2 separate regions of the Homo sapiens genome follow, and region 1 is linked to region 2. Evidence: read pairs that join two places in POLR2A ChIA-PET (ENCODE). Cell type or tissue: PC-3. All regions are shown on one strand.

Region 1 (8,000 bases), 250 kb after region 2:
TATTGACTATACTAATTTATATTCCCACCAACATTGTACAATTGTTCCCTTTTCTCCACATTCTTGACAACATTTATCTTTCATATTTTTGATAAAAGCCATTCTGACCAGTATGAGATGATGTCTCATTATGGCTTTAATTTGCATTTCCCTAATGATTAGCAATATCGAGTATTTTTCATTATATCTGTTAGCCATTTATATGTATTCTTTTGAGAAATGTCTTTATCTCTGGAATGCAAGGAGGGTTCAACATATGCAAGTCAATAAATGATATGCCACATTAACAGAATAAATGACAAAAATCATATGATTATCTCATCAGAAGCAGAAAAAAATTGACAAAATTCAACATCCCTTAACCATAAAAACAATCACCAAATTAGGTATACAAGAAAGGTAGCTCAACAATAAAAGCTATCCAGAGATGCTGACAGCTAACAGTGACTCAGCAGTGAATAACTGAAAGCCTTTCCCCCAAGATCTGGAACAAGACAACAATGCCCACTCAACATGGAATTGGAAGTTCTAGACAGAGCAATTAAGCAAGAAAAAGAAATTGGCAATAGATTTAACCAAGGAGACAAAAGACTTATACAACGAAAACTATAAGGTGTTGATGAAATAAACTGAATAAGACACAAATAAATGGAAAGATATTTCATGTTCATGGTTCAGAAGAACTAATATTACTAAAATGTTATACTACCCAAAGTGATCTACAAATTCAATGCAATCCCTATGAATATCCCAACATCACTTTTCATAGAAATAAAAAAAAAATCCAAAACTTCATATGGGGCTGGACATGGTGGCTTACACCTGGAATCTCAGCACTTCGGGAGGCCGAGGTGGGAGGATCACCTGAGATCAGGAGTTCGAGACCAACCTAGCCAACATGGTAAAACCCCATCTCTGCTAAAAATACAAAAATCAGCCAGGCATGGTGGCACTCACCTGTAATCCCAGCTACTTGGGAGGCTGAGGGACGAGAATCACTTGAAGCTGGGAGGCGGAGGTTGCAGTGAGCCTTGATTGCACCACTTGCACTCCAGTTTGGGCCATAGAGTGAGACTCCATCTCAAAAAACAAAACAAAACAAAAATTCATATGGACAACAAAAACCTCAAACAACCAAGGCAATCATGAACAAAAAGGACAAAGCTGGAGGTATCACACCACCAGATTTCAAAGTATACTACAAATCTATAGCAATCAAAACAACATGGTATTGGAAAAAAAAAAAAAAAAAAAGACAGACACATTGACTAATGGAGTGGAATAGAGAGCTTGGAAATTAACCTACTACTATACAGTCAATTGATTTTCAACAAAGGTACCAGAATACGCAATAGGAAGAGGACAGTCCCTTCAATAAATAGTGTTGGGAAAATGAAATTTCCACCTGCAGAACAATAAAATTGGACCCTTATCTCACACCATATATAGAACTAAAAATCAAATTAAAATGAATTAAAGATTCAAACGTAATACCAGAAACTCTAAACTTACTGGAAGAAAACACAGGGAGGAAAAACTACATGACACTCTCTGGGCAACGGTTTTTTGGATGTGACCCCAAAAGCACAGGCAACAAAAGCAAAAATAGACAAATCAGATTACATCAAACTAAAAAGCTTCTGCATAGCCAATGAAACAACCAACAGCATGCAGAAACAACTCACAGATTGGGAGAAAACAGCTGCAAGCCATACATCTGACAAGGGATTAATATCCAAAATACAGAAGGAGCTCCAACAACTCAATATTAAGAAAACAAGAAACCCAATTAGAAAATGAGCAAGGGACCTGAATACACATTTCCACTAAAGTTTTTAAGACATAAACATACTTTGGCATAAACACTGTATTATATGCAATTACTTTTTGTAAATAATTTTTGTAAAGCCATCAGATATATATCCAAATGATTTTTCACCTGAGTGTAAGACAGGAAAATGTTTAAATTAATACATAAATCAAATCATCTGCACTGGCATTGTTAACCTAGAAGAAAGTGGCTGCATAGAGAATAGTAAAAGCAAGGATATTTAGTCCATACTTTCAAATGGGGCTTGATGATTTGAAACAACAAAGTTGTTCACTGGCAGAATTTCCCACCAAGTCTGTATAAATTATGTGCTATTTGATAAAAGATAGCCTGAATGAAGCTAATTTTTTTATCTTCAGTATTTGCTTTAAGAGAAAAATCCTGAAGCTTGTAGGGATTTCTAATGCCAAAAAAGATGATGAAATGGGAGAGTATATTTAGCAATCATGGTGACTAAGCTCATGGTAACTGGCATATGTAAAATTTTAGTTTGCATTCCAATTACTTAAACTGAGATGTTCTTGATCAGTTGAACATACTGTGAGTAGACGATCTCTTTCTCAGAGAAACAAGATGGAGAGATCTTCAGAGAATGGCCCCACTGAAGCTCATTGGTAAATGAGCTTTCTCCAGATTTTGTTGATTTCCTGAGTTTTTCCATAATTCCTCAGTTCCCTGGCCATTTTCTGATAGACCATGGTCTTCCTATTGCCCTTTCTTATTCCTCAAAGTTTGGCAAATTTTTCTTCATTTTTTGATACAAACTGGAAACTGCCTTTGGTTTTATCTACTTACTGAATGCAGATGCCATCTTGGGATTATACTGAGATTTGTGAAGTTATTCAAACAGTCAGAGAAGCTTCCCGCCTTGTCCTCCCTGTTGCTGGAAAACAGCAGACTGCACCAGCTGGCTTTCAGTTATGTTCCACAAAGATCAATGAATGGTTCCTTCAAAATAGAAGTCTGCAGCATTATTTATTAAAGTTCTCCAATTATAAATAGATTCCTCTGTAAGCAACATTCCATAGCAGTTGGAATCTCCTCTGACATGGGTACAATCACTGATGAAAACCAGGTAAGTTTTGAAGATCTCCAGTTGAATGTTGCCTCAGTACCTCAAAAGCATCTTCAAATGCTTGAGCCAGCTTGTCTCGTTCACACAAGTTATGCTTCACTAATAAACTGATGATTCTGTCCATCAGTGCCCAATCTAGCATGTACTTGTAGATGTGGAGATAATCTTCCCTCCTCTGAAACACACATCTGCACTCCCCACCACCCACTTTAATTTTGTTAAAGCAGTTTTGAGTTGGGTTTCTGTCATCTGCAAAGGAAAAAGTCCTGAGTCATTTATACCTAAGAATCAGATAATTTAAGTAACAGGCTCTAACATATGAAAATAGCTGAGATAGTGTGGGGTGCAAAACAGAGAGGAGATAATTATTCCCATCCCTAAATAATATTTGAAAAGTTTTGTTATACAGTAGAAATGCAACTGGCTATCCAATGATTTGTTAAATCTTTGGACTCAGCCCCAAGAAAAATAGCAAGATATTGAACATTACTTGTGGCCTCAAATAATATTATATGAGAAAAGCAGAAGTTCAGTCCAAGCTATACTATCTAAAAGCAGAGAGGGAATAATGAAACTTCATTTTTTAGAAAAATCTTTATACCCATACCTTGCAATCCTTGAGGACTGGGAGTCAGAATTTGAAAAGGCCAAATTCTGCATCCTAAGCTAAAATTTGTGAAGACAAAAGCAAAGAGATAAAGAAATACCATACTAAAATATTGGGAAAGAAATTGAAAGGGACACAACAAAATGAAAAGATATTCCAGATTCACGAACTGAAATACTTAATATTGGTTAAATTATAATACTACTCAAAGCAATTTACAGATTAAATGCAATCCAATTACATTCTCTACAGAAATAGAAAAAAATCTTAAGACATATATGGAACCACAAAAGACCCCAAATAACCAAAGCAATCTGAGCAAAAGGAACAAAGCTGGAGGCATTACACTACCTGACTTCAAATTTTACTACAAAGCTATAGTAACCAAATCAGTATGACACTGGCATAAAAACAGACAGAATAGACCAATGGGACAGAATAGAGAACGCAGATGTAAATCCACACATTTACGGCCAGCTCATCTTCAACAAAGGTACCAAGAACATATAATGGGGGGAAGGATAGGCTTTTCAATAAATGGTGCCAAGAAAACTAGATAACTATATGCAGAAGAATGAAACTGGATCCTTCTCTCTTACCATATACAAAAAGCAAATCAAAATTGATTAAAGATTAAATCTAAATCCTCAAACCATGAAACTACTAGAAGAAAACATTGAGGAATCACTCCAGGACATTGGTCTGGGTGAAGATTTTTTTATGTCAGATCTCAAAAGCATAGGCAAACAAAGTAAAAATAGACAAATGGGATTATTTCAAGCTAAAAACTTCTGCATAGCAAAGGAAATAATCAATAAAGTGAAGAGAAAACCCACAGAATGGCAGAAAATATAACTAACCACCTGAGACGGGGTTAATAACCAGAAGGTATGGGGAGCTCAAACAACTCAATAGCAAAAACAAACAAACAAACAAAAACAACATAATCCAATTTAAAAATGGGCAATAGATCTGAGTAGACATTTCTCAAAAGAAGCCATACAAATGGCCAACAGGCATATAAAAAATATTCAACATCACAAATTATTAGAGAAATGCAAATCAATGAGATATCATCTCGCCCCAGTTAAAATGGCTTTTATCAAGAAGACAGGCAATAACGCAGGCTAGCGAGGATGTGGAAGAAAGGGAACCCTTGTACACTGTTGGTGGGAATGGAAATTAGTACAGCTACTACACAGAATAGCTTGGAGGTTCCTCAAAAAACTAAAAATTGTGCTACCATATGATCCAGGAATCCCACTCCTGGGTATATCTCCAAAAGAAAGGAAATGAATATATCAAAGAGCTATCTGCACGCCCATGTTTATTGCAGCACTATTCACAATAGCCAAAATATGGAATCGATCTAAGTGCCCATCAACGAATGAATGGCTAAAGAAAACGTGGTATATATACACAATGGAATATTATTCATCTGTAAAAAGGAATAAAATCCTGTCATTTGCAGCAACATAAATAAAACTAGAAGTCATTATGTTAAGTGACACAAAGAGACAAATACTACGTGTTCTCACTCATATGTGGAAGCTAAGAAAAAGTGGATCTCATGAAGGTAGAGAGTAGATTGGTGGTTACCAGAAGCCAGCAAGGGTAGCAGAAGTAGGGGATTCAAAGAAGTTGATAAATCAATACAAATATAAAGTTGAGAGAAGAAATAAGCTCCAGTGTTCAACAGATGAGTAGGGTGACTATAGTTTACAAAAACATACTGTACATTTCAAATTAGAAGAGAAAAATTCAAACATTTCTAGGATAAAGACAAATATTAAGGTGATGGATATCCCAAGTACACTGATGTGATGTATACAAATTATATGAATGTATTAAGTTATCATGTGTGCCCTGAAACTATGTAACTTATTATCCATCAATTTTTTAAATTGTTGAAAAAATGATTAAATGAATAAATAAAATATTGGGTCTTGGATGAGCCAGAAAATTTGGGAAGTCTGATTCTCTCTCAAATATTATATTCTAGGTATTCTTTGCCAGACAAAAGCATCATATCCCTTATAAAAATGCATCCAGTAGGTTATAATCTTGGGGGAAATGCCACATTATTTAGCTTCATTTTCCCCTTCAAGTCTTTCACATTGTTCAAAGCAGACAGCAAAGTGAAAGCATTATTTTGGGAGATGGGGAAAAGCCAGAATAGATTATTGGCAAGAAATAGAAACCACAAGATGAGGATCAAGAGTCAAGGTCCAGGTTTAGACAAGATCTCTGGATGTGGTTATTATGCCACAGAATCATCAAATGTCAACTGAGGTTTTAAATACTGCTTAAAAATGCCAAGCCTGGAAATAGGTGCCTGTAATTCTTCAGTCCTTCAGTAAATACCCAGGCTATTAAAGTAGGTAATTCCCAGGAATGAAATCCTCCTTGCACCTCTCTTAGGGGTGGCCATGGAGGACACAAAACACAGATATTTATCTTTGGAAGAAGGAGGTAGAACTGTTTTTGAAAATATATATAAAGTATAGTTGTGTTTGGAGAAGCAGAGGCATTTTTGAAACTATATGTATAATTAGAATGGTATGTGAATATATATACAACCAAAGACAAAGGGGTAAAATGGGGTAAAAATCTACTATTATTCACTATACGGCACTCATTCTCAACTACCTTCTCAGATCTAAACTCTACTTTTCTGTAGAGAACCCCTTCCCTGTGGTTAGGACAGGGCCAACACTGACTTGCCACCATGACGACATCAGTGGGTACATGACCTAGACTCAGCAAATTATGCTACCCATAACATCGGCTACCATGATCATTTAAGATCTGGACATGAAATCTAAACTAGGTTCTCCCTGGACATTTTCTGAAAGGTATTAGAGAGTGGGTGTAGTGGCTCACACCTGTAATTCCAACATTTTGGGAGGCTGAGGTGGGAGGATTGCTTGAGCCCAGGAGTTCAAGACCAGACTGGGCAACATAGGGAGACCTTGTCTCTATGAAAAACAAAAAAATTAGCTGGAGGCCGAGGCGGACGGATCATGAGGTCAGGAGATCGAGACCATCCTGGCTAATATGGTGAAACCCGTCTCTACTAAAAATACAAAAAAGTTAGCTGGGCATGGTGGTGGGCGCCTGTAATCCTAGCTACTCGGTAGGCTGAGGCAGGAGAATGGTGTGAACCCGGGAGGCGGAGCTTACAGTGAGCTGAGATCTCGCCACTGCACTCCAGCCTGGGTGACAGAGCGAGACTCCATCTTAAAAAAAAAAAAAAAAAAAAAAAAATTAGCCAGGCATGGTGATGCACACCTGCAGTCCCAGCTACTCAGGAGGCTGAGGTGGGTGGATCACTTGAGCCTGGGTGGTCAAGGCTGTGGTGAGCTGTGATTGCACCACTATACTCCAGCCTGGGCAACAGAGCAAGACCCTGTCTCTAAATAAATAAATAAATAAATATAAAAGTAATTTTTTATTATACATTAAGTTCTGGGATATATGTGGAGAACGTGCAGGTTTGTTAACATAGGTATACACGTCCCATGGTGGTTTGCTGCACCCATCAACCCGTCATCTACGTTAGATATTTCTCCTAATGTTATTCCTTTAAAATGGAAGGTATTAGGAAGATTTCTTTCCACTGTCGGTCAGGAATGAGATGGATGTGGTGCTACTGAAGGTCGCCTTGCCACTCTGTAGTAAAAGAAACCTCTGCAACGAATTTGAGGAAATCACAGCTGACAGATGTAAAGAGGACACAGAGCCCTCCTCACATTGTTAGAATTCCTGGAACTAAACAAATCACTCCTTTTACCTTCCAGCTGTGTAAGCCTCCTCCTCAAAAAAAAGAAAATCATTTTTTGTGTAAGCTAGTGTTTTCTGCAATTTAAAGCTTTAAAAATCCAACTCAACAACAAAACACAACCCAATTTAAAAAGGGACAAAAGACTTGAATAGACATTTCTCTGAAGATATATAAATGGCCAAAAAGCACACAAAAAGATATTCAATGTCATTAGTCATTAGAGAAAGGCAAGTCAAAAGCACAATGAGATATACCATTTTACACCCACTAGGATAGCCATTTCTTAAAAATAGAGAATAAATGTTGGTAAAGCTGTGGAGAAATTGGAACCTTCATACATTGCTGGTGGGGATGAAAAATGGTACAACCACTGTGGAAAACAGTTTGGTGATTCTTCAATAAACACAGAATTATCACATGACCTAGCAATTCCACTCCTAAATATGTACCCAAGAGAAGTAAAAGCAGGTGTTCAAATAAAAACGTTTCCATTTGTTTACAAAATGTTATACACCAGTGAACACAGCAGCTCTATTCACAATAGCCAAAAGGTTAAAACAATCTAACTGTCCACCAACAGATGAATAAAAAAAATGTGTTTTGATACCATAAAGTTAAATGTTCTTCATCCATAAAAAGGAATGAACGAAAAATACAACATGGATGACCCTCAAAAACACTATGCTAAGCTGGCCGGGTGCAG
Region 2 (8,000 bases):
GCCTCCACGAAGGCCAAGTCAGCACCAGGGTTTCGGGAAGACCACGGATGGTGTGGGAGCAGTTGAGATGCTACCGCTTTGCCCGACCTGAGCCCTGGGCCTCGGGGCTGAGCCAGGGGCCTGGAAGCAGAGGTGAGCACCGTCCTTGGACCAGACCTTGGGCAGGTCTATCCCAGAGCATCTGCACCCTCGAAGATTCCCAAATGCTGCTCTACCCTGGACCTGACCAGGGTCCCAGGGTCAGATGGGCCAAGCCCTGGTTGTCCGGCACACTTGTCACAGACAGGCTGCTATTGCCCAAAGGGGCCTAAATTCAGAGAAGAAGAAGAAGAAGAAAAACATCCAAGGAGTGTGAAGGGGCCAGGCTTCCATGGACAGCCTGGCTAACCAGGCCTAGGCCAACTAAGCTTTTCTTCCAGTGTGAGCACCACCCCTCAGCCCCACAATGGCACCCTAGACAGAGCCAGAGTGGGACTGGCTCCCTGCTCGTGGACCTGGGTTACCAGCAGGAGTCAGGAGGGCCAACTGCCCTTTCTCCACACGGCCCTCCCAGGCCCAGTCCCACCTCCCCATAGCCTTGCGGGGGAGGCAGAACAGCATCCTTTCATCCAGGCGCTTCAGGACCTGCTCTATCCAGGCCCTTCATGCACCATCTCATTTACTCCTCCCGTCACTCTGCCAAGGGGGTGTGGTTAGTGTTATCACAATTTCCAGTTGAGACATGAACAGATGGAGCTCAGAGAGGTGGCATGACCGAGGCCACTCAGGTCATAAGTGAGGAGGTCAGAGCTGGGACTGAGTTGTCCTAACATCCCTGGACCACACAGCGCATCCACAGGCAACTGGCCCGAGACCGCCAGGCCTGCTCCTGGCTGTGCCTCAGCAATTCCTTGGTGGTCCCATGTTCTTGGGCAACTTGCTGAGCCCTTAGGCCTAAGGAAGCTCAGGCCCAGTGCCTGTCTCCCAGCCCCCCTCTTCTCCTGGTGCACATTGCACTGCTCCCTTGCCTCAGCCACACCAGAGGACGAGCCCACTCCCTGCACAGGGCCTTGTTCTCACGTCCCCACGTGGATGGTTCCCTCTTCCAGCCAATGGTGCATCTTACACATGCTTCTGTTTTAACCCTCAAGACATTGTGCTGTTACTATTCTTATCACTGTCTCCGGCTAGACTTCTCAAGGGAGGACCTGTGTCCTGTCTCTCTGTTGCTAGTTTTATGCATAGCATGTAGTAGGTGCTCAGTAACTGTTTGCGCAAGAAAAAAACAAGAATCTAGAAAACTCCCATTTGTCTTTAAAACTCTGCCTAGAATAGATCCGATGAAGACTTTGCTGATTCACACAGACCAAGCTAACCCCATTTACTAGGCTGTATCCTTGAGGACAGGGACAGAGCTTGATTCTTCTCTGTGACCCCATCTCTCAGCACAGAAGAAGCGTCAACCAAGGGTCAGTAAATGTAGAACTGAATTGCTCTTTGCAGTTGCACACACACACACGCACACGCACACACATACTGCACACTGCTTCAGCCCCGGATTAAGGGCATCATGACCTGAACCAGCCAAGTGCCCATGTTATTGGGCTGAAACCACCCCAGGCTGAAATGCCAGGGATGTTTGCTAAGGAAGAAAACACTGAAATCCTAACTTTAAAAAAAGAAACACAGTGAATAGGTGTTCTATTTATATGAAAATCAGGTCTGTTTTTAGGTAACAGCCCTCCCATCTCACCTCCCCAAGGTGGGTCCTGTCCTTGCACCAGTTCCTTCTACACCCCACCCGGTAATCACAGCCCTACCTGCCCCACCTCCTCTCCCCTGTTTGCTCTCTGGGGTTTCCCTCGATTGCAGGGTTTGAGCTTCCAGACATCACAGGGGCCTGTCTCAGACTGGCCCCTTCCCTCCCTCCCTGACGCTGGAGTTAGTGAGAAGGAGGCCAGAGCCAGGGCTCTGTGAGAGGAGAGGGGGCAGGCCGGGAGTCAGTCTGTCGCAGGATCTGTCCCTTACCTGATCCAAAGCACAGAAGATGGATGGCTGGTGCACAGAAGGAGCTAAGCCCTGCTTCTCCCAGGCCTCTGTCAAGCCAGCAGGGTCCCACTCCTTAGCTCGGATCATGCACAGGTGCCCCATGGCGCAATGCAAAGAGCAGAGGCTTTGGAATCAGGGTTCCAGTCCTGGTCCTGCTCCTCCATTTAGACAAACCCCTGCAAGCCTCAGAGTCCTCAGCAGCCAAAGGGGGCGTCAGCTGCAGAGAAGACCCACCACGTCACACTGTGGGGCAGGGATGGCACAGGACCAGCCACTCCAGCAGAGGAACTGTTTGTGGAACCCAGCAGGGAAAGAAATTCGACTTTGAGAGCAGCAGCTTTGGCAGCTTAGAAATCATCTGGAGGCTTCCCGTGCACACATTAAACCTCAAGCTCCAGGTAGCCCAGCCCTGGTTCTGTAAGCGGCCAGATAGGCCCACCCAGGCTCTTGGCAGCAGGGGAGGAGCTGGTGGCTCTGAAAACAGCACTGGCTATGGCACCACAGGGGCCAAGAGGACTTTGTCCCCTGGCTCCTGCTCTTTCTCCAGCCTCAGGACTCCCTCACCTCCTCCGTCCATTCCCTTGCCTTCAGGAGTCCCACTATGGCCTGAGGAGCATCCCGCTCTCTGGCAAGGTTCTGCTCCTGCTGGAACACCAGATTAGAGCAGGGGTGCCAGGGGCCCCTCAATATGCTGGCAGCTCCCTCCAGCCTCAGTCAGGTTCCAGGAAGAGACCAGGGCAAGCCTGAAGCTGCGGGCTGGGCCTCACCATCCTGGGAAAATTCTGAGCCTCCCTCACAGCTCAGCACTCAGGCAGGCACCCAGCAAACCACAGCTGTGGTTTCCAGAGAGCCAGGCCTCCCACCGCAGGGACAGTAAGCTGAGAAGCGCTGTAGCTATAAATGTGAAGTGGCGAACCGCGGGACACTGCCGCAACCCAGCAGCGGGCGGGAGCCTGCTCCCAGCCTCCCTGCAGGGCCAGCCCACCAAGCCTCAGACCTGCCCTGTCCACGAGGTCTCTGGGCTCTGAGCAGAGCTGTTTTCTACACCCCACCCGGTATTCTCCCATGTGGCCGCATGGAGGGGGTACCCGAGACAGTGCAGGGAGAGGGGCAGGCAGGACCCTACATAGCATTTTCTCCACAGTCAATGGCGCTGGTCTCCTCACAAGCACAGTCTTGTTTTCTGTTGACTTATGCAAGAAGAGGGAGGGGGCCACATAATCATTTTGGTGCTTGGTGCTTCTAAAAGTCTTACTCCTTCCCTGGGTGGCACCAGGTCACAGCTACAGCCCCATCTGGAGGGTGCCTTGGGGTGGACCTGGGACTCGTGTGGTCCTGGTAGGCATCCTCAGAAGCACTGCAGAAAAGGACAGCGTGGGGAGGAGCCGCAATGGCTGACATGAGCCCCCAGAAGCTCAGAAGGGTCACTGTGCCCATTTCACAGGCAAGGAACTACACCCAGCGAGGAGACCCTGGAGCTCAGCTGTGCCTCCCGGTCTCCCAGACACTCCTGCACTGTGGACGGGGGTGGCCCATGTGGAAGAGTCAGGAAACAGAGGAAGGGAAGGAGAGCCTTTTCCCCCTCTGTCCTCGCAGAGCCTGCCAAGGAACAGTCTCTCCTCCAACATCCTCCTCCACTGGACCATGTAGGGAAAACATCGCAGGGTGAGGGGCCATCTGGTATGGCCCTTCCTGTTAGGCTGGGGAGCTGGCCAGGTAAGGTAAGGTCACCTCAGCCTGTGTGTCGCCAGCCCCCACGGGAGAACTCAAAGACGAGCATCAGCCCTCTTCTTAAAGGAAAGAGCCTAGAGCTGTTCCAAGGAGCCCCTTCCCAGAGCCTGACCCTCTGGGGTTGGCAACAGGAGTGAACAAAACAGACAAAAATCCCTGTTCTCATAGGGCTTACATTCTTACAGAGGTCGGAGAGACAGACCAAATAAAAAGTAAATTGCATAGTATGTCAGAAGATGAAAAGTACAATAGAGAAAAGTCCAGGAGGCTGCAGAGAGAGAGTGTGGAGCAGATGAGGGAGTTGTCATCTGAACTAGGCTGAGAAGGGACCACTGAGCAAAGATTGGAGCAGTGAGGGAGCAGGAGGAGACCCCGCATGCTCCAGACAGCAGGGGCCAGGGTTCTAGGTCAGAGTGAGTCAGTGGCTCTCAACTACAGGCAATTTTGCCTTCCAGGGGACATTTGGCAATGTCTACAGACATTTTTCATTGTCACACCTGGAAGGGGAGAGGGTTGCTATTGGCCTCTACTAAATATTAATAGAAGCTAAGATTCTGCTCGGTATCCCACAGTGCACACAACAGCCTCTTACAACAAAGAAGTATTCGGTCCAAAATGTCAATATTGCTGAAGTCAGGAAATCCTGGAGTGAGTGAGGGGAAGAGGAATAGGAGAGATAGCCAGGGAGATAAATGCCAACCCATTTTTTTTTTTTTTTTTTTTGGAACTGAAGAAGCTGACTTAGAAATTCTTATGGAAAAATATGTGAAAATAGCGAGGCAAAAATAATGAAAAAGAAGAATAAACAAAGTAGCCTCAGCAGATCTTCACATATATTATAAAAATCCCTATGACAGCTGAATGACTAATTTCTTAAATACATAAAGACTTCTTACAAATTAATAAAAAAAGAACTCTTGGGGCTGGGCGCAGTGGCTCATGCCTGTAATCCCAGCACTTAAACCCAGCATGTAAACCTAGCTTAAACCAGGGAGGTGGAGGTTGCAGTGAGCCGAGATTGCACCACTGCACTCTAGCCTGGGTGACAGAGCGTGAGGCACCGCATCTGGCCAGAAACTATTCTTACATAGGTGCACAAAGATGTATGTATAGATATGCTTATTACAGCATTAGCAATCCACTGGAAACAACCCAACGCCCATCAATAGGGAATTTGATTATTCTGTGATGCATACTTACAATAGAAAACCTTGCAGCTTTTCACACCTGTAATCCCAGCACTTTGGGAGGCCGAGGCAGGCGGATCACAAGGTCAAGAGATCGAGACCATCCTGGCTAACACGGTGAAACCCCGTCTCTACTAAAAAATACAAAAAAATTAGCTGCGCGTGGTGGCAGGCGCCTGTAGTCCCAGCTACTTGGGAGGCTGAGGCAGGAGAATGGCGTGAACCCGGGAGGCGGAGCTTGCAGTGAGCCGAGATCGCGCCACTGCACTCCAGCATGGGTGACAGAGTGAGACTCCATCTCAAAAAAGAAAACCTTGCAGCTTTTAAAAAGACTGGGGCTCACTCTTAGGTATGCCTCAGGAGAATTGAAAACATATGCTCACAAAAGAAACTTGTACAGAGATGTTTATAATGGCTTTATTTATAATAGCCCCAAATTGGAACAGCCCACGTGTCCAATGGGAGACGACACAAACTGTGGTATATTCGTACAAAGGAACACTATTTAGCAACAGTAAAATGAACAGATATACAACAACAGGAATGAATTTCAGAAGTATTTCATTAAACAAAATAAATCAGACCCAAGAATACTCCTGTATGATTCCATTTCTATGAAGTTCAACGGACACAACTCATCCATGGTGACAGAAATCAGAACGTGGTTGCCGCAGGAAGTGTTACTTGAAAGGGCAGAGAGAACTCTGGGCAGGAGGCTTGTGGAATTTGGATGTGGTTTCTAAGATGTAAGCATTTGTCAAAATCATTGGATGGAACACTGAAGATCTGTGCAGTTTTCTAAATTTAATCTCACCTCTATTTATTTATTGAGAAATGGAGTCTGTGCAGTGGCGCCATCTCGGCTCACTGCAATCTCCGCCTCCCGGGTTCACGCTATTCTCCTGCCGCAGCCTCCCTAGTAGCTGGGACTACAGGCCCCCGCCACCAAGCCCGGCTAATTTTTTGTATTTTAGTAGAGTCAGGGTTTCACCATGTTGGCCAGGATGGTCTCGATCTCCTGACCTCGCGATCTGCCCGCCTTGGCCTCCCAAAGTGCTGGGATTACAGGCGTGAGCCACCGCGCTCAGCCTAATCTCACATCCGTTTAAAACTAACATTAACTATTGAATAAAAACAATTAGCCAAACTTAGTATGTCCTGAAATAGAATGATCTCCAAATAAATTCTTAATTGGTGGAGGGGGGTAGGTAGAATCAAGCACAGAAAATGTGCATAGTATGCTCCCATATGTAATACAGTTAATGGATATCTATTACATAATGTTTCTAGATTATATAATATTTCTAGGAGAATGTGTAAGAAACTGTTGACAGCGGTTCCCTTTCGGTGTGGATGGTTTGGGGACTAAAGGTCTGAAGTGAGAGGCAAACATCTCAATACCTTTTGTGCCACTGGAATTTCTTTTACTGTGTTCATATTAATTTTTTACTATAAAAAGTAGTTTAAAAATTTCTTGACCAGATAACAGGGTGTTCTGAGATTGAACTTTAATATTTCTCTGCCCTTGATAGCAGGAAGCAGGGACACCACTGCCGGCCATGGGTGGCCTGTGGCTCTGCAGCTGGAAGGGGGCATTTGTACAAGCAGGTCAGGGAAGCTGCTGGAAGATGCTCCTGGGGTAGGGAAGAGAGTACACCTGAGTCCTGGCTCAGGAAGCCAAGTGAGATAAACGGAATCTTGATTGCAGAGATTCAGCCTGAAATGGCAAACTTCCGGTTGAGAAATGTAAAAGCCCATCCCGTGGTATGGAGGATTTATCTTGATAAAACTTGTGTGTGTGTGTGTGAATAGATTTTTAAAAAGGTTTCTGGTAGGTTGGGACACAAACCCTTTTCAGAGGCTGTGTGACTAAGGGGAGAAAGTACCTGGAGGAAGGGATTGTGGACTAAGAATAGGACAGCCAGCTGTAGTTTGTTTGTTTTCAGACAGAGTCTCACTCTGTCGCCCAGGCTGGGGTGCAGTGGTGTGATCTCGGCTCACTGCAACCTCTGCCTCCCAGGCTCAAGCAATTCTCTGCCTCAGCCTCCTGAGTAGCTGGGATTACAGGCACCCACCCCCGTGCCCGGCTAATATTTTTGTATTATTAGTAGAGACGGGGTTTCATCATCTTAGCCAGGCTGTTCTTGAACTCCTGACCTCGTGATCCACCCGTCTCAGCCTCCCAAGGTGTTGCAGGCATGAGCCACCTCACCAGGCCACCAGCTGTAGTTTGTAATCAGACAATACAGCATTTGGACTTTGTTTCCACAGACAAGAACATGCCATTACAGGTCTTACCCAAGAACATCCTGATTTGTTCATCTCAAGGATTGGGCTTTGTGCTAGTGAGCTGGTATCCTGCTTGGAACCCAGATCAAAGAGTTGTTTTGTTTATGTGCAAGAGATGGTGGGGAGGAGAGAAGACTTCACCTGTCCCAGGTAGATGCCAGATGGGGAGACCCCAGTCCTTCTCCAAGAAAGCTCTCAGCTGATGATGAACAGGGGAGGAGACATATGTCCTGCCCTCAGGAGCATCTCATTCAGAGGTCAAAGGCTAAGGAGCCCAGGGACTTAATTTTGGAATGCAAAGAATCTTTGTGGAGCCATAAGTCCCTGCCAAAAAAAATTAAGAGGGCAATCCTGGTCAACATTGTGTGTTCAGCTAACCTCAAGCCCAGATGTCTGATCCAAGCACTAAGAAGAGAGAACTCAAAGGCCCAGGGTGGACCCTTTTTATAAAATGTCAGAGGCAAGATATAGATAGGGGAAAGGCCTGAGATGGCCTTCAGCGAACCCCCATAGGGAAGCAGGCAGTGGGACCTTGGAACAGGCTCCAAGATGAGACAGCATGGGAGATTGGGATGGGGGCTCCATCTGGCCCAAGCAGAGGGAGGGTCAGCTGGAGTAAGAGGATCCGTGACTCTGGGGAAAGCCCTTAGAGACCCTCTGGTCTAACGCCTTCATGAAGGAAACTGAGACCCAGAGTGCAGCATGACTGATTTGGTGTCTGATGTCAGGACTGAGCTCTGTGCATGGCTCAGACTCTAGCCTCCC

What was found. Peaks named below come from ENCODE experiments on the same cell type or tissue, not always from the same donor. Only the 100,000 strongest peaks of a DNase experiment are listed, where the experiment ranks them.
Region 1: POLR2A ChIA-PET joins it to region 2 with 13 read pairs; 3 of 35 experiments call an interaction of 5 or more read pairs at or near these places.

The regions. Positions count from the first base shown.
Region 1 is chr17:6,925,204-6,933,203 of GRCh38, forward strand. It overlaps the pseudogene SPICP3. Among named protein-coding and RNA genes, the nearest start is that of ALOX12, 67 kb to the right of the region's middle. In PC-3, no CTCF peak of the experiment used is centred here; no DNase peak of the experiment used is centred here.
Region 2 is chr17:6,674,708-6,682,707 of GRCh38, forward strand. No RefSeq gene overlaps it. Among named protein-coding and RNA genes, the nearest start is that of MIR4520-1, 23 kb to the left of the region's middle. RefSeq lists an enhancer at 2,043-2,803. In PC-3, no CTCF peak of the experiment used is centred here; a DNase peak (open chromatin) is centred at 4,724; H3K4me3 peaks cover 429 bases; H3K27ac peaks cover 1,359 bases.